Linked DNA regions of Homo sapiens: all the other regions are linked to region 4. Evidence: chromatin loops called from intact Hi-C (ENCODE). Cell type or tissue: endothelial cell of umbilical vein. All regions are shown on one strand.

Region 1 (5,000 bases), 64 kb after region 4:
CTCATTCACCCTAACATCTGAATTAACTTGCTCTTAAACTCCGGAATTTTAGACCTGTGCCAGGCTCTCTAGAGTTAGGTCTGTAAACAAAGACAGAATGGATGGACTCTCTCAGGTACAGCCAGTGAACCTGGGGTGGCTTCTCATTCCCCCAGAAAGAACTCTTTTAATTTTCAAAGTCTCGAGAAAAAGATCACATCTGACCTCATAATAATGTCATGAATTTGAGTAGAAGCTGCGTAGAATATGCAGTGAAATAGTTAATTTTTATGCCAGATCTAGGCTTAAAAAAATACAGATTGTCCAAAGCTGGAATTGTGGTCATACTTCTGCTGCCGTGACAATTTATTTCAGTACTTTTGGCTCCTCATGACATTCATGCCTGGTGTCAGTCCTGTGCTTATCCAGAGGGACTTGGCCTTACTAGAATCCATGAATCAAGCAAACATTCAAAATAAAGAATTTGTGTATAGTTTCTCTATCTCGGTAACTTAAAGTGATGGCAATGGAAATTATTTGCTGTGTTATGTTTTGGCTGGCCTCATGTGCATATATATATTATGTACTTATTTTATGTTCATCATTTGTCATTAGCTGTTGATGCCAAAGAAGGAGTTTGAGTTATTCAAGGTATGGTCTCCTCCATTTCCCATGGGTTTTTGAAGTGAATTTTCTTAGTTTTTATACCTTTTTCTTTTCTTAGTTCCTACTTTTCTGAGTTTAATATCTGTTTACCTAATATAATATATGCTTCTGTCTGGTTCATGAATACCAGTTCTTCATTTTCTTTCCCATAGAGGTAGTATATGCTTGAAACCTATACTTAAAATAATGGTAGAGTACATACCTTTGGGCTATATCAACTAATTTTAATATGCAGGTCATGGTAAGCTATGAGAAGCACTATTCATAAAGGATATCCCTGATCCCCATATGTGAGCAAAAGGCAAGAGTTTATATTTTAAGTTTTGAAAACAATTATCCAAATTTGTTTTATTTGTGTGTGTGGTTGCTAGGAATAAGCAAACTGCGATAAAATAAAAAACATGCAAATAGTATGAATTCTATAATAGGAATTTTCTCCTACCTGATATTCCTGAAAAGTTTAATATCTCTTACCTTTTGCTGTTTACTGTTCAGTCTTGTCTTTTTCTTTAATTCTGATTCTTGGCTTGAGCCATAAGTTGACTTTTCTGTTTAAAAGGTTGCTTCTGTCTAAAACTGAACCAAAACTATTAATATATATCATACGCAGGGAAAGTATTTTCAGAGAATGTCAAACCTATTCCTCCTTTCTTAAACAGAACCTCATCTTTTATTTTTGTCAACTTTGGCACAACCCAAGAAATGTTTTTAAGAGTTCACAAGTTTCAGGAGTTTGTTTTGCTACTTTATGTAAATAGAAACTTGTGGTTCTTATAGGGATTGCCTATTTGGCTATTTCGTTTTAAACTTTTCAACACTATCCTACTCTCTTCTTAAAAATTCGGGTTGCAACTACAAATGTAGTGGTGTGTGTAGAAATGTGTACAGAAGCTTTCTGTGTGTATGCAGAAGCGTATGCTGTTCAGGTTGAGGGCCCTACTTTGAAAATGTATTAAAAACAATCTGCTTTTTAACACCTCCTGAAAATTTTGGGCTGAGCTCAACAAAACCACTAAGACCTTGTAAAATTTTAATAAGCAAGCTTCACAGTCTGCTTTGCTATCTGCTATCTGGCATAAATCCTACTCTAAAAGGATTCCTATTCTCAAAACATTTATAATATATTCTTTAAAAAAAGAATAGAGTAAAATGGAAAAGAAAACATCCTTGGAAATATGTGCCAGTCATTTTTCTATCTCTACAACAGTAGATACCCATATCTACTGTTTCATATCTCTACAACAGTAGATACCCATATCTACTGTTTTATATCTCTACAACACCAGATACCCATATCTAAAATATCTAAGGAAGAATCCTGCAACTTATTTCAGAATGATAATTAAGATACCACCATATTTATGTAGATTCCACTGATCCTAATACCCTAACCTTATAAAACTCAACTGGATTACAATTTTATGTCTTACTCATCTTTTTATTCACTCATTCCACAAATACATATTGAGTACTGGCATCTCACACACTTGGTAAAAAGAACAATAGAAAGCCTAGCGCCGAGCAGATCCTTCCCGAAAGCCTGCATGAGTCCACAGGTCATCTGCCATGGCTTTGCTCCTTCCTGCATGCTTGCTGTATCAAGAGCAGCGTGACCCTCTTTCTCCTCCTCAGATATGGCCCACACATTTGTTTTCTCTTCCATCTGTCTCTTTCATCCAGTGATATCAAAACTTTGAAGAAATATAAAGAAACTTTAACAAAAATATTTTAGATTCCTGCACCATGCTGCCAAAAGGAAGCAATGATTCATTACTTAAATTTGCTTCACATTCACAGAAAACAACATTCACAGATACTCCTCTCTAGAGAAGATATGCCCGTGGCCAGTGCTCATGCTGTGCCAGGCATTGTTTGAGCACTTCGCAAATCCAAATTCATTTGATTCCCACAACAACCTTGTGAAGGAGGCACATTTTTTTGTAGGAAACTAAGGTGTAGGAGAAATAATTTGCCCAGATTTATACAGCTGTATGAAGCCAGGATTGGGCCCCAGCACTCTGGATCCAGAGCCTGTGCTGTGTTGCATTCTGCTGTTCTAGAGAATAGTGATTATAAAAGGTTCTCATTTCGGGTGGGCACAATGGCTCACGCCTGTAATCCCAGAACTTTGGGAGGCCGAGGCAGGCAGATCACTTGAGGTGAGGAGTTTGAGACCAGCCTGGCCAACATGGCAAAACCCTGTCTCTACTAAAAGTACAAAAATTACCCAGGCATGATGGCACACACCTGTAATCCCAGCTACTCAGGAGACTGAGGCAGGAGAATCGCTTGAACCCAGGAGGCAGGGGATGCGGTGAGCCGAGATTGTGCCACTGCACTCCAGCCTGGCGACAGAGCGAGACTCCGTCTCAAAACAAGAAGAAAAAGAAGAAAAAACAAAGATTGTCATCTCTTTTTGTATAAACCCATAGTTTTTCTCTGTATTAATGTTTAAAGTGATATTTTCTCAGAATAGCTTTACTTTGCATTATACTGTGATAAAAGTTGATCTGATCAGTCACAATCCTTGGAATTTGATTTTTGCTTTATGTATCCATTCACTGGATTTCATGGTATTGTTCATTATTTTATAATTTAGGAAAATAACCCAAATTATATGATTTACTTAGAATAGGACATTTTTGTAAGTGGTGGAAATAAGGGAATTAGATGTAAACTATTTCCATGCAACATCTGTGAGTCACCAAATACTTAAAAAAAGGGACAGTCATGACTCTTATTTTTATACCCTTACATTTCCTATAAAGACATATATATAAATAATGGCAGTTTCTGGGTGAAGGGCACAAGTGCAGCTCTTGCCTATTGTTCACACACTTTTTATCAGAGATTCTGTTCTGATGACAGGGATGCTCATACCAGGCAGTGAATAGGTGTTGAATTGCCACCTGGTGTCCCTGAGAGTCTAGGCTATTTAATATCCTCACATTTGAAGTGATTTTTAACAGCTCTGTAAAGACAACCATTCCCACCTAATGTATTTCCCCCATGGCTTCAGCAAAGTTTTAAACATAAAAGAGAAAGTAATAAAAATTTACAAAAGATATTGACACAAAAGATTGAATAAACCACAGAGAAAAGGAAGTAAATGCTGAGGAGAGATTATGGAGAGATAACATGTCTTGATAAAAATGTTGTAGAGCATTCCAAGGCTTTGTAGTATTTTAGCTGGGCAGCAGATGGACATCCAGGGTTCTTTCTCCCCACCTGGAAGCTACTTGCCACATAAAGTTTCCTGATCTTTATTTTGACTTGATTCTCTGACCTCTAGCCCTGTGACTGCTCGTCTGCTAGAATTACCCTTTTGCCCATTTAAATTTGCAAGGTATATGCCAAGAGCAGAAACCACCTCCTCCCGTGATGTTATTTATTATATATCCAATGGACTGACTAAAGAAGTCTTTCATATATTCTTAATTATTATCTATGCGTTTATTATTGTTATAGGTATTCTTACTCTACCAAGATGCAAGTAATTATGAATGTCCAGTCTCTGTGGTCACGTGAATTCAACAAAACGTTTCCCATATTCTTTATTGTCTAGCAAGAGATACTGTAATATGATACTGTGTGAAAAGCCCCAATCTAGGTATTGGTAGGTGAGGGTTCTAGTCCTTAAAGAGAGCATTTTATTTTTCTGTGTTCCAATTTGCTTGGTCATGAAATAGAAGGAGTCAGTTATGTGATCTCTACAATCCAGTCTAGGTATAAAATCTTCTCATTCATTATATACATGTTTAAATCACCCTAAAATAAAAGTGGAAATGTTTTGTACAGGTGACTACTAAACCGCTAACACTACTAATTTCAGCCTATGTTATTAGTGCTCTGTTTTTTAAGCTCAGTACAGACATTTAGCTACTGCTGGATAGAGTGACGATTTTACCAAAGATGGCTTATATTCTTCCAGCCAGGCCAACCTCCTGATAATATTCAGTTCTTCAAAAGTGTTTTTTAAAAATTAATATCAGAAGACTCTGCTCATTAATTATAGGCATGGTTTTTAGACAAAGATGTTTACTTTTTATTCTGTCACATGTATTGACATTTTCCCAGAGACTTCTTAATGATAATTTGAATAATACCCACTATAAATATATATATGTGTTTTTATACATATATAAAGTATTGATAATTACTGTCTGACATGCACATGTACATAATTTTATTAAATGTTCTATGTTCAGGCTGCTTAGAAAGTTTGAAACTAAAGCTCATTACAATCACACGATAATGCATGCAGTATTACCTTCTGTAAAATCAGCTAATTAAACAAGAATAACTCTTACATGTAATGCATTCTAATTGTATTCTTTATGAGCAATAGGAATAAA
Region 2 (5,000 bases), 100 kb after region 4:
TTAACTTTTTCTAGTTTAAACTGCCCTTTGAACTTTTTGGTGCTCTTAGAACTGAACAAAAATATTTCGTGTCAGCTGGCTTTGAACTGTGACCATGGCCCTGGAACGCACCAGGACACGCACAAAATGTAAAGGATTGGGTTGCCCAGCATCACTCCAAACACCAAGCCTCATGGGCTCCTGTATGTGTGAGCTTTTGTTGATGTGAAACCACTTTGGGGTATATTGTTAATAGGAATCCAGGAGTCTGATTCAGAGGCAATGGCCTAGTGTAAGGGTAAGAAGTTCTAGTGGGTGTCCTGAGTCATGGTCTTATGATGGGGTGTGAAAAGCAATGACAACCAAAAGATCAGGAGAGATCTAACCTGGAGGAAAACAACTTATAAAGAAGAATTCATATATTTCTGTTAAAAAGTTTATTTATTAAAGGAACCATTATTGCTTTTGTGGCCTTTCCTGAACCCTTGTTTTGCATTGTGGGTTTACTTTGCTCTGCACTGCTTCATCTTTAACTGTCTTCTGGGAATTTTACTGGGCAGTCACACACCATTGCTCTGAAAACTTCCTATTGTAACTTAGATGGAACATTGTTGTAAAGGTTATCCTTGTGCTGCCATATTAGTTAAGGGCAGGTTGATTGCTGTAACTGACAATGACCAAGTTTCAGTGACAATGCAATAGAAATCTATTTCTTGATCACATAATGGGCCAATGCTACCAGATATCCCTGCCCCAAGTGGTGATTCAGGGACCCAGAGTCCTCCTATCTGTGGCACCACCATCTGTGTTGGGGTAGAGGAGAGGGAGAGAGAGAAAGAGACATACACACATTCACAGTCACACACACACAGAGAGAGAGAGACAAGAAAGAAGAGGGGTGGGGGAGGGTGGAATGGAAGGTTGCTCCTGGGTAATTTTCATGGTCCAGAGGCCAGGAAGCACACATTCCATTGCCCAGAACTCTGCAAAGGGTCTTGAAAAGTAGTCCCAGTATGCTCTGTTAGGTTTGCAGTAAGAGTAAATCCACTAGATTCTGCTGAGTGATACATGAGCTGGAGCTGTTTGTGGACATCTTAAGAGAAATGGTCCCCTTGGAAGGTGCCAAGAAGAATAGGTTCAGAAGGCAGGGTGGGAGGATTAGTCATCCATATGGGCCCCAGTGACTGATGCATACTGGGTGTTTCATGTTTGCTGAATGAGCAATGAATGTTCCTCTTTAGTATTGCTTAATGTGGCCCTATAGTTATTAGTACTTTAATATAGTAGTATAGTGTTTCCTGACCCTTCTAGAAAAAAAAGATCACCTATCCTTCCCTTGGACCTATATTGGATACTTTTTGTGTTTCTATCACGGTGTCTGTTACACTTTGTTGCCCTTATTTTTACTTCTGATTTCCCCTATTAGAATGTAAACTAGAAGCAAGAATCTTGTTGCATCCATCTTCATAGCCATAGCCCCTTCTACGGTGCCTGGCATGAAAGGTTCAATAAATAAATGATTTTCTTAGAAGGTTAGAGATTTACCATTTCTCAAATTGAATGTCTGCCCTCTATATTAAACACATTACCTGGAGATGAATCTATTAATTCCATCCTACTGCACTTTATCCATGCTAAGTATGAACGAGAAACAGCATGAAGTTGTGGGGGAAAAGGTTTAGGGCTGGGCAGAGCTGGCCGGGAATCCTGCTTCTGCCACTTTCTAACCCTGTAGTTGTAATTTAACTACGCTGCCTCTTCACCTTATTGTCTCTCAACTTCGTCACCTGGGAAATGAGTATTCTCACTTCCTAATGATGTTTTGAAGTTGAGGATATGAACATAAAGGGATTAGCACATTAGAAAGAAACCCCCATTGCTCCCTGAGTCAGGTGCCATCTCCTTTGCTGCCAAGTGAGAAGCCAGTCCGGTATTCAAAGCAGCCACAGAACCTGATCTTTTTTTTTTTTTTCCAAGATGGGGAAGTAGATTTGGGCTTCAAGCCTATGCCCATGAGGGGCACAGACTCATACATTCTTAATATTAGTAAGGTCCTTGGATGTGTAAACAAAAGAAAAAATGCTTTGCTACCTTAGAAGCAATTCCTCCCTCTAAAAGTGTTCTGTAGAAAAGAATTAGCCATCCACCAGGAACACGGTGGAGGAGACTCTTGTTATGAGCAGGAGGGCAGGACTAGTTTGGTGACTCTCATCAAGCAAGAGCGATCATGTCAGGCTTTCTAGTGGTTTATGAGTAAAAAAACAATGAACATTTGTTGTTTCTGTTATATAAGCCATTGAGGAAAATATTGAACATCATTAAATATGATGGCTGGTGAGTATGTCCAGAAGATATGTTGACGAAGTTTTGGAAGATATAAATAAAAATGTTGAAAAAGACTTGGCTAAGGCTTTCTTGAACATTCCAACAACAGTATTAAAACTGATTATATAGCCTATTTTTAAAAGCCTTCATATTTGTGCTTACCATAGGGCCTAGCATATTGCAAGTGGTCAAGAAACCTTAGATGGATTGATTGAGTGATTCCTACAATATGATTAGATAAACACACATTTGTTGACTGAGTGATTCAATAAATGACTTCCTTTACTCCAGATTTAATAGCCCCAGTTTTCCCAGGTTTTGTTATCATAACCTGTTATTTCTCCACATTTCCGGTGGTTCTAGTGACAATGTCTGGACAGCCTTCAGTCTGTTCATGACCCTCCTGTAATGCAACTCCCAGAGTTAAACCTTATACTTCATCTTTAATCCAGTGACCCACCAGGAAAAGGCCTTGTGATAATCACCAGATAAAACTAAAAGCAAAAAATCTTACTGTTCTGGAAGGCCAGGGGTCAGAGATGTCACAGCTGAAATTTCCTTCAAATGGTTCCAAATGAGGCTATTAAAAGTCAGGGGTGGAAGTCTGCAGGTTTTGCATGTTATATTTTGTTGCTTTATAACCCCTTTGGCCAAAGTGAATGTTATAATCAGCGATGGGCATGACTCTCAGACTTCATCGCTGTGCCAAGTACCAGACTAGAGATCTGTGAGCTAGGAAGCGAGCCAGCTATTTGAAGCACATTACATCAGACATTTCCTGAGGTGTAAAGGAAGGCCTCCTTGCTAGAAAGCAGGGAGAATTTTGGCTCTTAGAGGTTGGACTCAGTAACTTTAACTCCTTGGCTAAGGGCCAATCCTCTAGCAAGCAGCTATCAAGTAGCCTGCAGAAAATTCAAATCCAAAGCATCTGATCCTGCTTTGCCTGTTGACACCACAGCCTCATTTGAGAGCTGTGTCACCTTTTTGGGAGTAGGAACAGCTTTTAGGAAAGGAGAGACATTATAAAATCTGACATTAAAAAAAAGTAGTAACTTTTCTAGTTTTACATTTTGGAGGCAATGTTGTCTTTACAGTGGGAAATTGTAGACCCCGAATTAAAATGCTTTTCCAAAAAATGCTGTCATCCATCACTTTTTTCAAGTTAAACGAAATCATCATATGAAGTAATGGATATACTGCTGTCAACTATTACATTTATTAATTAGATCCTAATGGTAGTTTCTCAATTAACTTCATAAATTATCTTTTGCAGCCAAGGAATTTGATCTCAATAGCCCTCAAGGCCTGGTGTGGTGGCTCACACCTGTAATTCCAGCACTTTGGGAGGCTGAGGTGGGGGGGTCACCTGAGGTCAGGAGTTTGAGACCAGCCAGGCCAACATGGTGAAACCCTGTTTCTACTAAAAATACAAAAAATTCGCTGGGCGTGGTGGCACGCACCTGTAATCCCAGCTACTCAGGAGGCTGAGGCAGGAGAATCGCTTAAACCTGGGAGGTGGAGGTTGCAGTGAGCCAAGGTCACGCCATTGCATCAATACACCCCAGCCTGGGCAACAGAGAGAGGATCTGTCTCAAAAAAAAAAAGAAAAAAAAAATAGCACTCAAAATGAAATGTTTTGTAACGCTCAAGTTTTTAGATCTTTTTGTGTGCCATACAGGCTATTATGAACACATGCACTAAGGCCCCTGTGTTCTTTTAGAACAAAGCATTACTCAAATGAATTTTAAAAACCCTAGTTAATAATACAGAGGCTCTGGAAGCCTCCCTTCTGAATGCTTAAAGTTGGGTCCTGGTGTGGAAACAGAACTGGTTAGAGTAGCCTTACGGAACATACATGAGAGAACAAGACACAAAGCACCTTTGGGTCAATTATCGTATCTGATACTTCTTATACCTGTTGCAAGATATGGAGTTATGATTAGGTCATTCTTCAGTTTATTAACTGAGACCCAGGAGAGATAATTCCAAAGTCATTATCAGGATTAAACAAGTCTTTTGACAGACTGATGCCTTTTCCATCATAAACTCTACAAACTGAAGAGCAACAGTGTTCCAGAGAACAGTGTGACCTTCCTGTAGTTTTGACTCTAAGCCTTCAGTCTAAACTCTGGATACTTCCTCTTTCCTTTTGGGAAAATTGATCTGGCACTATTTGATCCCTACCTTGAAAGGGTGCTCAAGAAAAACATAAAATATTTATGAAGTGCTTTGTTTCATGGGAAGCAATGTTCCAGGATGCAAAACTTCTGTATGCTCTGAGCAGCAGTGTTGGAAACGTACTTCAGCTTACCATACATTGTATCAGCTCTTCCAAGGTTGCACATTTCACTCCTGACTGCCCATGTGTGAAAATCTAAGAATGTCACACATCCCTTTGCCACCTTTCATTAACCATGTTTGTTCCTGAGAATGGTGCGACACATTATTAAAATGTCCAAAAAGGGAAATAAAGGAGTCGGGGGTGAGAAGAAGAGGAGGAGGTGGTAGCAGGGAGGTGAGTAGGAACTGACAACCCCTGAGGAGCCCAAGCTGTTAACCTGCAGGGTATGGGCATCCTCTGCCATTCACCCTGCAAGGTGAAACTGAGACTCACTGGCCAGATCTTGCAAGAAACTCTGCCAAGGTCTGCCATGGCCAAGCCTTTTCAGTGACAAGAGACGGTGGGGTGCAGAGCT
Region 3 (5,000 bases), 72 kb after region 4:
CAAAGATTTTCACCTGGTTTCTCATCAGCTACGTAGTTCTGAGAAACAGGAAGTATTCTCTCCACTCTCTAATGCATGCCTTTCTACTCCTTTTCCAATCTGTTATGATAATTGAATGCAGACTCTGGAGCCAGACATCCTGGAATTTGTATACCAAAACAACACTTGCCAGCTTCCTGACCTTCAATGATTTAATTATCCTCTCAGCACTTCAATATCTAAAAAGTGGAGAAAAATAATAGTATCTGCTTCATAGGATAAGTGTGAGGATTTAATGAGATAATGCATAGAAAGCATCTACTTCAGTGCTTCTCAGCCAGGAGCGATTTTGTCTTCTTCTCCATCCTTCTGAGGACATTTGATATTGCCTGAAGACATTTTTGGTTGTCAAAACTGGGGGGATGCTACTGATGTCTAATGGGTAGAGACCAGGGACACTTAGCAACAATTACAATGCACAGGACAGTCCCCAGCAACAGAGTTATCTGGCCCAAAATATCAATGGTGCTGAGGTTGAAAACCCCTGACTGATTTTGACCCCTGTATGACACGTAATATGCAGTCACTAACTACATCCTGCTGTCGCCATCATCATCATCATCATAACCTTCCTACTTCTCTTCCTCTTGTTTGCTATTCACAGTAGCTGCACAATCACACTATGTTAATATAATCACCTGCCAATAGTAGTCTCAGATTTAGCCTCCAAATTCAAATTTCATGTGACTTACACTTCAGTGCCATATTTTCATAACTTGAAATTTGATGTTTCATATAAATGGTTTCTATGAAAACCATATTTAAGTAAACTAAAAAGACACTATGACCAACTTTGGATTATCCTTATTTGTATTATTGGTGAATAGCAGTGTAGATATTTTGAAAACTGAAGGTAGTTTTAAGATAAATTTTGTTTAACCTTGTAGTATATGGCATGTCAATTTAATCTCCAAATTTGGTGTTTTAAACGTATTATAAAGTTACTTGGCTTTACCTATACTTGATGTGTAAAAACTCTTGGAAAACCAGAGCTATGAAGATATTTCATATTTCCCCAATATGACAAAAGTATATGAAGTGTGTGTGTGTATGTGTGTGTGTGTGTGTGTGTGAGTGAGAGAGAGATAGAGAGACAGAGAGAGAGAGATGGATATCTATCTTTCCCTCAATGTGGGCCTCTCTTAGGGTTCTGCCTTCGTTTTCCACATAAACATACTTTTACTGTAGTTCATTCTATTTCCATTTCTTTCAATACTATTTATATTGTTGGGAAAAGAATGATTCCCAAATTAGTCATCGTATTAAAACTCATCTCTGACATCCAGATACCAGTATGGAACTATTAACTTTATAGCTGAGATTGGATGCTTTCTATTTATGTTCAAAACTAAATGGCTGAATCTTTCACTCCCATTTTCATCCTACTGTTTTTCTCACGTCAGTAAGTTATTGCCACATCTGTTCAGTTGTGGACATTCTTGATAAAATAAAAAATAAAAAAGACACTAAAACTATTACTATTTAACAATTCTAAAAATTCTGGTTAAATGCAATAAGCATAAGCCTACTTTTACTCATTAATTTTTCTCCCACGGTATGTCCAATTTAAATGACTGTCATATCTATCTTGCCAGGAAACTAAAGGAAAAATGAAGTTTTGGAAAAGTGATTAGCTCTTTCTGTACAGCAAAAACAACTGTGTGCGTGAGTGTGTAGAACCATAATAAAATAGAATATGCTACTAAGTTTTTAAAATTATGTGGAGTTTTTAAAAAGAGTTTTCTTTTTCAAATACACTAAAGACATAGTTTTAAGATGAGAAATTTCTATAAATATTTTTATTGAGTTCCCTAAGGAGAAAACTTCCTCTTAGAAATGACTGTTCTCTTCTTTATTCTTCCCACAAGTTTATAGCATTTCCCTCCGTAGAGACGTCAGCACAGTCATCTTTGACACGGTGGGACTCTTTATCCAGGCCTAGCTAGGATCAAAGTTCATCGGCCTCCAGTCCCCATTTGGAGCAGTGTGTGGGTTAGGACAGTCTGTTCTTTGTTCACGCTGAGAAACCAAGAATAACCTAGTGGGAAAGAGGCATAGTTTGCATACTTTTAAAGATAGAGAACTCTCCTGATAATTGTGACTCATCATGTTGAAGTCTGTTTTTCATAAGTAAAAGGGTGGCATTGGTGTATAAAATATAAACATCTCTCCCAAAATTAACACACATACTTGTTTCCTTAGAATATTAAAAATCTTACAATATATTTGCAACTTATGTAAGTTCCTTTTTAAAATATCTCAAAAATACAGTTTGGCATTAAATAAATATATTTCTTTTTATAAAACAAATATTTCTTGATAACTTTATTGCAGAACAGTTTTTCTCTGAATGAATGTTGGGGCTTAATGTTCTTTTAGAACCAGACAGTAGCACATATTTCAGTGTGTGTTTATTGATAGCCAAATTTCTCTCAAAATATGCCTACTCATCTACCCACATTCTCTGCTTACTGCCTAAACTTCTGGTAAAAATAAAATGAAAGGAACTAGGAAGTAAATACTCATAGAAATCTATCAAGTAGCAGCTATGAACAGGGGAAAAAAGCCAACATGCCTGTTTTTACAACGTAGCAAGTGGCAAGAGTGAAGCCCTTTTGTGGAAGTCTGTGTGTTGCCTATTCAAAATAACTGTGAAGCCTTGTGTCATAGAAGCTATTCAGGCTGTTTTATCGCAGGATCCCAAAAGGTTCTCCTTTTATCGCTTTTAAGATGCCAAACTTTAGTTGCTTTGTATTTCTCCCATTTCCTTTGAAATGGTAGTCCTTTTATTCGAATTTAATCTTTTGTAATCAGAGTGTTACTTTAGAAAGGTGTAAAGTTATTCTGGTTTGCTGTTGTGTGTTAGAACATTGGAAATGGAAAGCAAAAGCCCAGGAACATGTTAGGTGGAGGTTTTTTTGTCCTTCCTGGAAGAAAACTATGCTGTGGACTGGTGATGATTGATATACTGACTAAGTCAGCAGATGAGAAACCAAATCTTTTAGTGTGGTGATACATTTTATTTTTTATTCTTTTGAGATGCACTCATATGCTGTTTGACAGTTTGTTGTAGTGATTTTTTAAAAGGTAGCTAATGAAATGCACATAATGTATACTTAAATGTAACAATCAATAGTATTCTCTCTTACTCTCTCTAGCACCCCCTACTCCTCCCTCCCTCCCTCCCTCCCCTTTTCCCCTTTTTTGATTACTTCAAAAGATTTCCTAGATACTTGAGGCATTAAAAAAAATTAGACTGAAATAACACTAACTATTCACACTTTCCCTTATTTCCCAGGGGCACCAAACACTTTCTAAAACCCTTTCCCTAGGGGGGAAAAATCATAGAACATTGGTCACAAAAAGCTCCCTAAGTGACCAGGTTATTGTCACTTGCCAACTTAATTAGATTGTTCTTATTTCTTGAAAGTGAAAACAAACAACGAACATAATGTACCTATGTATATATACACACATATTTTAAAATACACAGACACATGATTCCCCTTCCTGTACTTTTATGCCTTTCCTATTTTTGTCATGACAGTATGTTCATATACACACACATCTTTTCCATTAGCATAAATGGCTAGGAAAAAGGAGTAGCTAGGGAAGTTAATCAAAGGTGATTTTAATGACTTTGGCTATAAAACAGCCCTCTGCTGAAAGTCAGAAGATCCAGTTCTAGCTAAATTATTCTACTAATTGAAATGTGACTTTGACAGATCATTTCTCTGTTTTTGGCCTTCATTTTCTTATCTGGTTATGTAAGGGGTTTGTACATGATGATTCTCAAAGTCTCGGTGAAAAAGTCAGCAGAATGCCTCATTCATTCATTTATTCAACAAGTATTTATTGAATTAAAGCACCGTTCCACGTATTAGGATATAGATGCAAGCAAAAAAGGGAAGCATCCTTTTTCTCCTCAGGCTTATATTTTAATGAAAGGAGGTAGGTTAAAAAACGATTAAGTTGGCTGGGCGCGGTGGCTCATGCCTGTAATCCCAGCACTTTGGGAGGCCAAGGTGGGTGGATCACGAGGTCAGGAGATTGAGACCATCCTGGCCAACAGGGTGAAACCCCATCTCTACTAAAAATACAAAAATTAGTTGGGCATGGGCATGGTGGCACACGCCTATAGTCCCAGCTACTCCATAGGCTGAGGCAGGAGAATCGCTTGAACCCAGGAGGCGGAGGTTGCAGTGAGCCAAGATTGTGCCACTGCACTCCAGTATGGCAACAGAGTGAGACTCTTTCTCAAAAAAAAAAAGATGATAGACAAAACTATCTATCAAGAAGGTGGTAAGTGGTTTGGAGACTAATAAAACTATGTGGATAGAGAGTGCTTTTGGGGAGGGATTGCAGTTTTATATACATCAGGGGAAATAGAAAGGTGGGGAGGAGTAAGCTATGTGGAGATGCGGGGGAAAGCATTCCAGACAGAGCAGACTAGAGTGGCCTTTAAATTTGAAGAGCACCAAGGGAGCCATTGGGAGCAAGAGTGAAGGGCTCCAGAAGAGTTGTGGAGTGGCTTTAGAGTGGTGGAGGTCTTGTAGGGCCTTTTACTGGGAGTAATTAGGATCACTTGGGAATGTTTTGAGCAGAGGGGCTGCAACATCTGACTTGCATTTTTTTTTTTTTTTTTTTTTTGAGACGGAGTCTTGCTCTGTTGCCAGGCTGGAATACAGTGGCGCTATCTTGGCACACTGCAACCTCCGCCTCCTGGGTTCAAGAGATTCTCCTGCCTCAGCCTCCCGAGTAGCTGGGGCCACAGGCACATGCCACCACGCCCAGCTAATTTTTGTATTTTTAGTAGAGACTGGGTTTCACCATGTTGGCCAGGATGGTCTCGATTTCTTGACCTTGTGATCCGCCTGCCTCAGCCTCCCAAAGTGCTTGGATTACAGGCATGAGCCACCTAGCCTGACTTACATTTTAAAAGAATCACTTAGTTGTTATAC
Region 4 (5,000 bases):
ACCATCTCCTAAAAGATTAAGTCCAAATTCCTTTATATGCTCTACAAGGCCCCTCACAATCTGGCATCAAGCTTTTCTTCATCACATCTTCTTTTCATATATTCTGTATTGCAGCCACACTGAATATCTCACTATTCCCTGAAATTCATGTCCTTCCATATCCTTTGTATATGTCTGGAATGTTCTCTAATTACCTGTACCTGTACCAACTGGTGCACTCCTCACTGTCTTTCAAGACCTGATGTTACTGTCTCTTCCTATATGAAACCTACAAGCAGCTTCCATAGGTAGACACTTTCCTAGTACATTGTTCATACAGTAATAACATTTACTAAAATGCATTGTAATTATCTGTTTGTATATCTATCCATCTTGCTGAACTGAATGTTCCCAGAGGAGAGAAAGTATGTTTATTATATGTCATCATGCAAAGCACAATACCTTGTAGGCATAAATGTCCAAAAAATACCAAATGAACTTATTTTTCTTTATTTATTTTTATTTTTATTTATTTTTTGAGACGGAGTCTCGCTCCATCACCAGGCTGGAGTGCAGTGGCGTGATCTTGGCTCACTGCAACTTCCACCTCTTGGGTTCAAGCGATTCTTGTGGCTCAGCCTCCCGAGTAGCTGGGACTACAGGCACACGCCACTGCACCCAGCTAATTTTTGTATTTTTAGTGGAGATGGGGTTTCACTATGTTGGCCAGGATGGTCTCAATCTCCTGACCTTGTGATCCACCCACCTCGGCCTCCCAAAGTGCTGGGATTAAAGGCCTGAGCCACCGCGCCCAGCCTCGAATGAACTTATTATGTGGTTTTGCTCACTCTATTGAATGTTTACCTTTAATAACCATTACGTGCATAAGCTAGAATTCCTTTCATAATTTCACTATTATTAATATACTGGATATATATGTATTGGATATAGGTAAAATATTAAGCATGCAATTTTTTTCTTCATATTTATATATTGTATTGGATATGTGTTTTGGATATAGGTAAAAATATTAGGCATGCAATTTTTTTCTTCATATTTAATATACTGGATATATGTTTTAGAGATAGGTAAAAACATTAAGCATGCATTTTTTTTCTTCAGTAGTTTGCTGCTGCTCTATGAAGATTTCCAGACACTGATCTCATAGACATTCATACATTACCCCAGAGTCCTCTTATCCTAGGAGAAAGTATCTCATAATCCACACTTAAATGTTAATGACATAATACATTATTACTCCCAGAAGTGTTTGTAGTTTAAAAGTGCTTCCTATGGATGAAAATGCTTAACTCAAAAGAATGAATTAATTTCCAGTGCTAGAATTTTATTCACCTTGTCGCCTGTGTAAACGATAGATTTTAAGGAAATAGGATGATACTCTCTCAACCCTAAAATCACACTGGACAGGCAGGCTTCCAAGAGCACCTCTGAATCTTTAGCATCTCCAGAGTGGTGTTAACAGGGGGAATATATTCTGTTTCCTTAGGCTGCTGCTCTAAGCACTTTGCCCTTTTGGAATAAATTTGTTCTTCTTATACTGCCTCCTAATAATCTGCACGGCAGAGAAATGTGGTTTATCTCATGGTGCTTAGCCTGACTCACAAACTACTTAAGAATTTCTTTTTCACATGTGTAGTCATTTAATATTTAAACTAGTTTCCATGAACCAGTTATAAATATGAGTGAATACTTATTAGCTGACTTGACATCTAAAAGGATGTCTTTCTACTGAAAGCAAAATATTGTAAGAGTCAGATGTTTGAACTCTTTTTAGTCTAGATTACTCAAGAGGAAACAAACAGCAAGATCCCATTTAATTGCTTGTTATTTTGAAGAAGGAAATGTTATGTTATTTTTCTTCCCCTAAGGGCCGTGTCCAGGGCAGTATCATTTTGGTGTTTTTATAGGTCTGTGAGATATTTCCAATGTTTCGAAACTAAAAAACAAGTGAGATTGACATAAATGTATCTGGACAGTGTAATGTTTCAAAGCTTATCCAAGTAGTTGTTCTTTCAGATTGAAGACTTGGTATTATTTGTACTAAAGTCCTATTGATATAATTAGTTACATTAAAAATTTTAAACTAATGGATGAGAAGGACATACCTGAATCCAGGCATGGATTATGTAGATGTGAAATGTTAATACATATCTGTATATGTGTAATTGTGTGTGTGTGTATGCTTAAGTGTGTTTAAGTTACTATCAAGTATTCTAAAGGGGGATGAGTCACACATACAGACATAGCATAGAAACTGAGTTTGGGCTTTTGTGTTGGTCTGCCTGTGTCTGAGGCTTTACCATGTACTAACTGTGATACTGAGCAAGGCACTTCTGTGCCCCAGTTTCCTCATCTGTAAACTAGAGATAAAAGTAGTACCTGCCTTTTAGAGTTATGCTTATCAATTGAATTAATGCATGCAAAGAACTTACAACAACGTTTGACACATATATGGATTTAATAAGTGTTATTGTTTTTGTAAATTATTATTAAATATTGGTGACACAGTTGATTCAGAGAGAGAAAAGAATTACCTTTTAAAAAAGTGACTATTTTGAAGCCAAAGATATTAGTTAATTTAGCAGATTGAAGTCATAAGGTTGTTTATCATTAAGAGACTATGGTATAAAGATGGACACAGGTAGGTAGTAGTTTATTCTTTATAATATACCTTACATTACCAATTTTTGACTATTTTTAAAGTCTCCTTTCTCCTGACCGTATGTTTATGAAAATGTTCTTTACTTTGAAACCTGGCTGGGTTTAGAAAATATATGTCCTTTGTCTATTTTGTGATAGACTTCAATTTTGTCTAATCAGTGTTTGAAAGAAATGGCACTTGTATGGACTTCCTTCCAAGAAAAACATTGGGTGTTTCAGGAAGTGGTCTTGGTGAGTCAGAGCATAGTACTTTTTCCTCTGAGTCAGTTTTGAACCTCCTTGATATAAATAGGCATGCTTTTACCAAAAGTTCTGCTTTTCACATGTTAAAATCATCATTGATACATGGCTACACTAAGAGCAGTGCCTTCATTGGTTTTTCTGCTCAGTTGGCATTGAGGCTCTTTTATCTAATTGTGACTGTAGAAATTCTGTGGAATAAATTTCTTTTTAAATTTTCAATTTAATTCTATACTTCTAAATTAGTTTCTGTTTTCACACCAATTTTGCTTCAGAAAGGAGTGGAGTCAGGTGACCAGTTATGTAAATTTTAGAGGAATTTATATTGGTGATAATATACACTTTAATCATTAGAATTCTATGACTTCTCTTTTAGCCCACACATATAACTCTTTATAGCACAATTTCAGTTCAGGGATTATTTTGCAAAAGACTGTACTAGTTTGCCACACCTCAGAATTGTTTAGAAGATAGAAAAGAATACGTTAGAGTGGTTCTTCATAACCACATTAAAAAACATTAAACATGATAAATAATTGCCAATTGACTAGATATTGTTAACGTTGAGTTGGTTAGGGAAGAGTTTCTTTTTTTGTTGTTGTTGTTTTTGAGATGGAGTCTCATTCTGTCCCCCAGGCTGCAGTGCAGAGGCATGATCTCAGCTCACTGCAACTTCCGCCTCCTGTGTTCAAACAATTCTTGTGCCTCAGCCTCCAGAGTAGCTACGACTACACGTTGTGTAGCACCACGTCCGGCTAATGTTTGTGTTTTTAGTAGAGATGGGGTTTCACCATGTTGGCCAGGCTGGTCTTGAACTCCTGACCTCATGATCTGCCCACTTTAGCCTCCCAAAGTGCTGGCATTACAGGCGTGAGCCACCGCACCTGGCCTAAGGGAAGACTTTTAAAAAGGGGTGGGAATTGAGGAATTGAGAAATTGCTAGATGGGAAGTATAAAGTAGTGGAAAGGGCATTTAGGGTAAGAATAGACACTTAAAGTTGGGTCAGTCAAGATATGCTCAGGACAGTGGTGGGAATGAGGGTTTATATGTAGGAGTATTTGAGAGAATATGGATTACTGGAAAAATTATGTAAGCCAAAATTATGGTCGAGCCTCGAATGGTACACTAAAGTTGTATGTGTGACTACATAGTTGGTAACATTGTTTAATTGTCATATATTTCTCTTGAGTTGTAATTGGTTGAATACAACTGGTTTTTAGTGAATTTCATTTTATAACTAGTATTTAAAGAAAACTTCTCTATTTCTCTTAAATATATGATCCTGCAGGAAAATAAAGGAACTGAGAGATATAGATGTCAAATGATCTGTGTGTGCTTTTGCATATAATCCTCATAACAATCATTCTCATTTTACAGGTGAGTAAACCGAAGCTGAGATAGGATAATGACTTGTCTAAGGTCACAGAGAGATGTTAGTCAGGATTTACACTTAGGGCTGCTCATCTTCATACTATTTTCTTTTCACTATGGCAAAATACCACAATAAAAGCTCTGGGACATACTCAGTAAGTTTTTATTATTTCCAATAGCTGTGAAAAAGCAACTCAAAGGTATTTTTCTTCTGAACAGAAGTATTATTTTCTTTTAGGAATAGGTCTTTGGACTCTAGGAAACTGCCTTGTGGGTAAGCTTGCTCTCCTCCTCTTGGGGAGCAGTTTTCTGTAAGGTTTGCAGGGGCAGTCACATCGGTGGAGGGATCATTTGTAGGTTGTGGTGAGCCATGCTGTGGATCATCTGTCCTTTGCCCATTTATATTAGTAGATTGATGGTCATTTACATTTTTTCAAATCTGAAGCATCTGGGCCTTGATTAGTTGGAATCTTTGATTTTCATTCTTGACATATACAACAATTACAAGAATATGCTACATTGTTTTATTCTATTTCCTTCATAATGGGGAAGCAGTCATGTGGCTCTTGGCAAAACTGACCTTGCCTGAGGTTTCAACAGAGGCAGTTGAGATTAAACACCATTCTTGTAAACACTGAATCTCCTATCTCCTAAATTTCAAACTGGCATCCTGGAAAAATTTCTTTGTTAGGATCTGGAATTGAACAGCTCAGTTCTTAGGAGGGCA

The links. Hi-C counts contacts between places; a loop is a spot of excess contacts. Peaks named below come from ENCODE experiments on the same cell type or tissue, not always from the same donor. Only the 100,000 strongest peaks of a DNase experiment are listed, where the experiment ranks them.
Region 1: a loop joins it to region 4, with 5 times the contacts of the local background. A loop is called at or near these places in 7 of 110 quality-filtered maps.
Region 2: a loop joins it to region 4, with 5 times the contacts of the local background. A loop is called at or near these places in 11 of 110 quality-filtered maps.
Region 3: it touches region 4 in a loop (4-fold over the local background); 6 of 110 quality-filtered maps call a loop at or near these places.

What each region holds. Positions count from the first base shown.
Region 1 is chr12:15,635,056-15,640,055 of GRCh38, reverse strand. The region is part of intron 17 of EPS8 (EGFR pathway substrate 8, signaling adaptor); the gene reads left to right. Among named protein-coding and RNA genes, the nearest start is that of EPS8, 150 kb to the left of the region's middle. In endothelial cell of umbilical vein, no CTCF peak of the experiment used is centred here; DNase peaks (open chromatin) are centred at 2,245 and 3,445; H3K27ac peaks cover 2,650 bases.
Region 2 is chr12:15,597,575-15,602,574 of GRCh38, reverse strand. It overlaps PTPRO (protein tyrosine phosphatase receptor type O), which reads right to left. Exons shown (of 27, transcript NM_030667.3): 27 at 4,244-5,000. Among named protein-coding and RNA genes, the nearest start is that of EPS8, 190 kb to the left of the region's middle. In endothelial cell of umbilical vein, no CTCF peak of the experiment used is centred here; DNase peaks (open chromatin) are centred at 2,764 and 3,014; H3K27ac peaks cover 812 bases.
Region 3 is chr12:15,626,317-15,631,316 of GRCh38, reverse strand. All of the region lies in intron 18 of EPS8 (EGFR pathway substrate 8, signaling adaptor), which reads left to right. Among named protein-coding and RNA genes, the nearest start is that of EPS8, 160 kb to the left of the region's middle. RefSeq lists a cis regulatory region at 1,984-1,997 and an enhancer at 1,918-2,062. In endothelial cell of umbilical vein, no CTCF peak of the experiment used is centred here; DNase peaks (open chromatin) are centred at 2,016 and 2,656; H3K27ac peaks cover 3,113 bases.
Region 4 is chr12:15,698,665-15,703,664 of GRCh38, reverse strand. All of the region lies in intron 1 of EPS8 (EGFR pathway substrate 8, signaling adaptor), which reads left to right. Among named protein-coding and RNA genes, the nearest start is that of EPS8, 88 kb to the left of the region's middle. In endothelial cell of umbilical vein, no CTCF peak of the experiment used is centred here; DNase peaks (open chromatin) are centred at 1,864, 2,254 and 2,894; H3K27ac peaks cover 2,793 bases.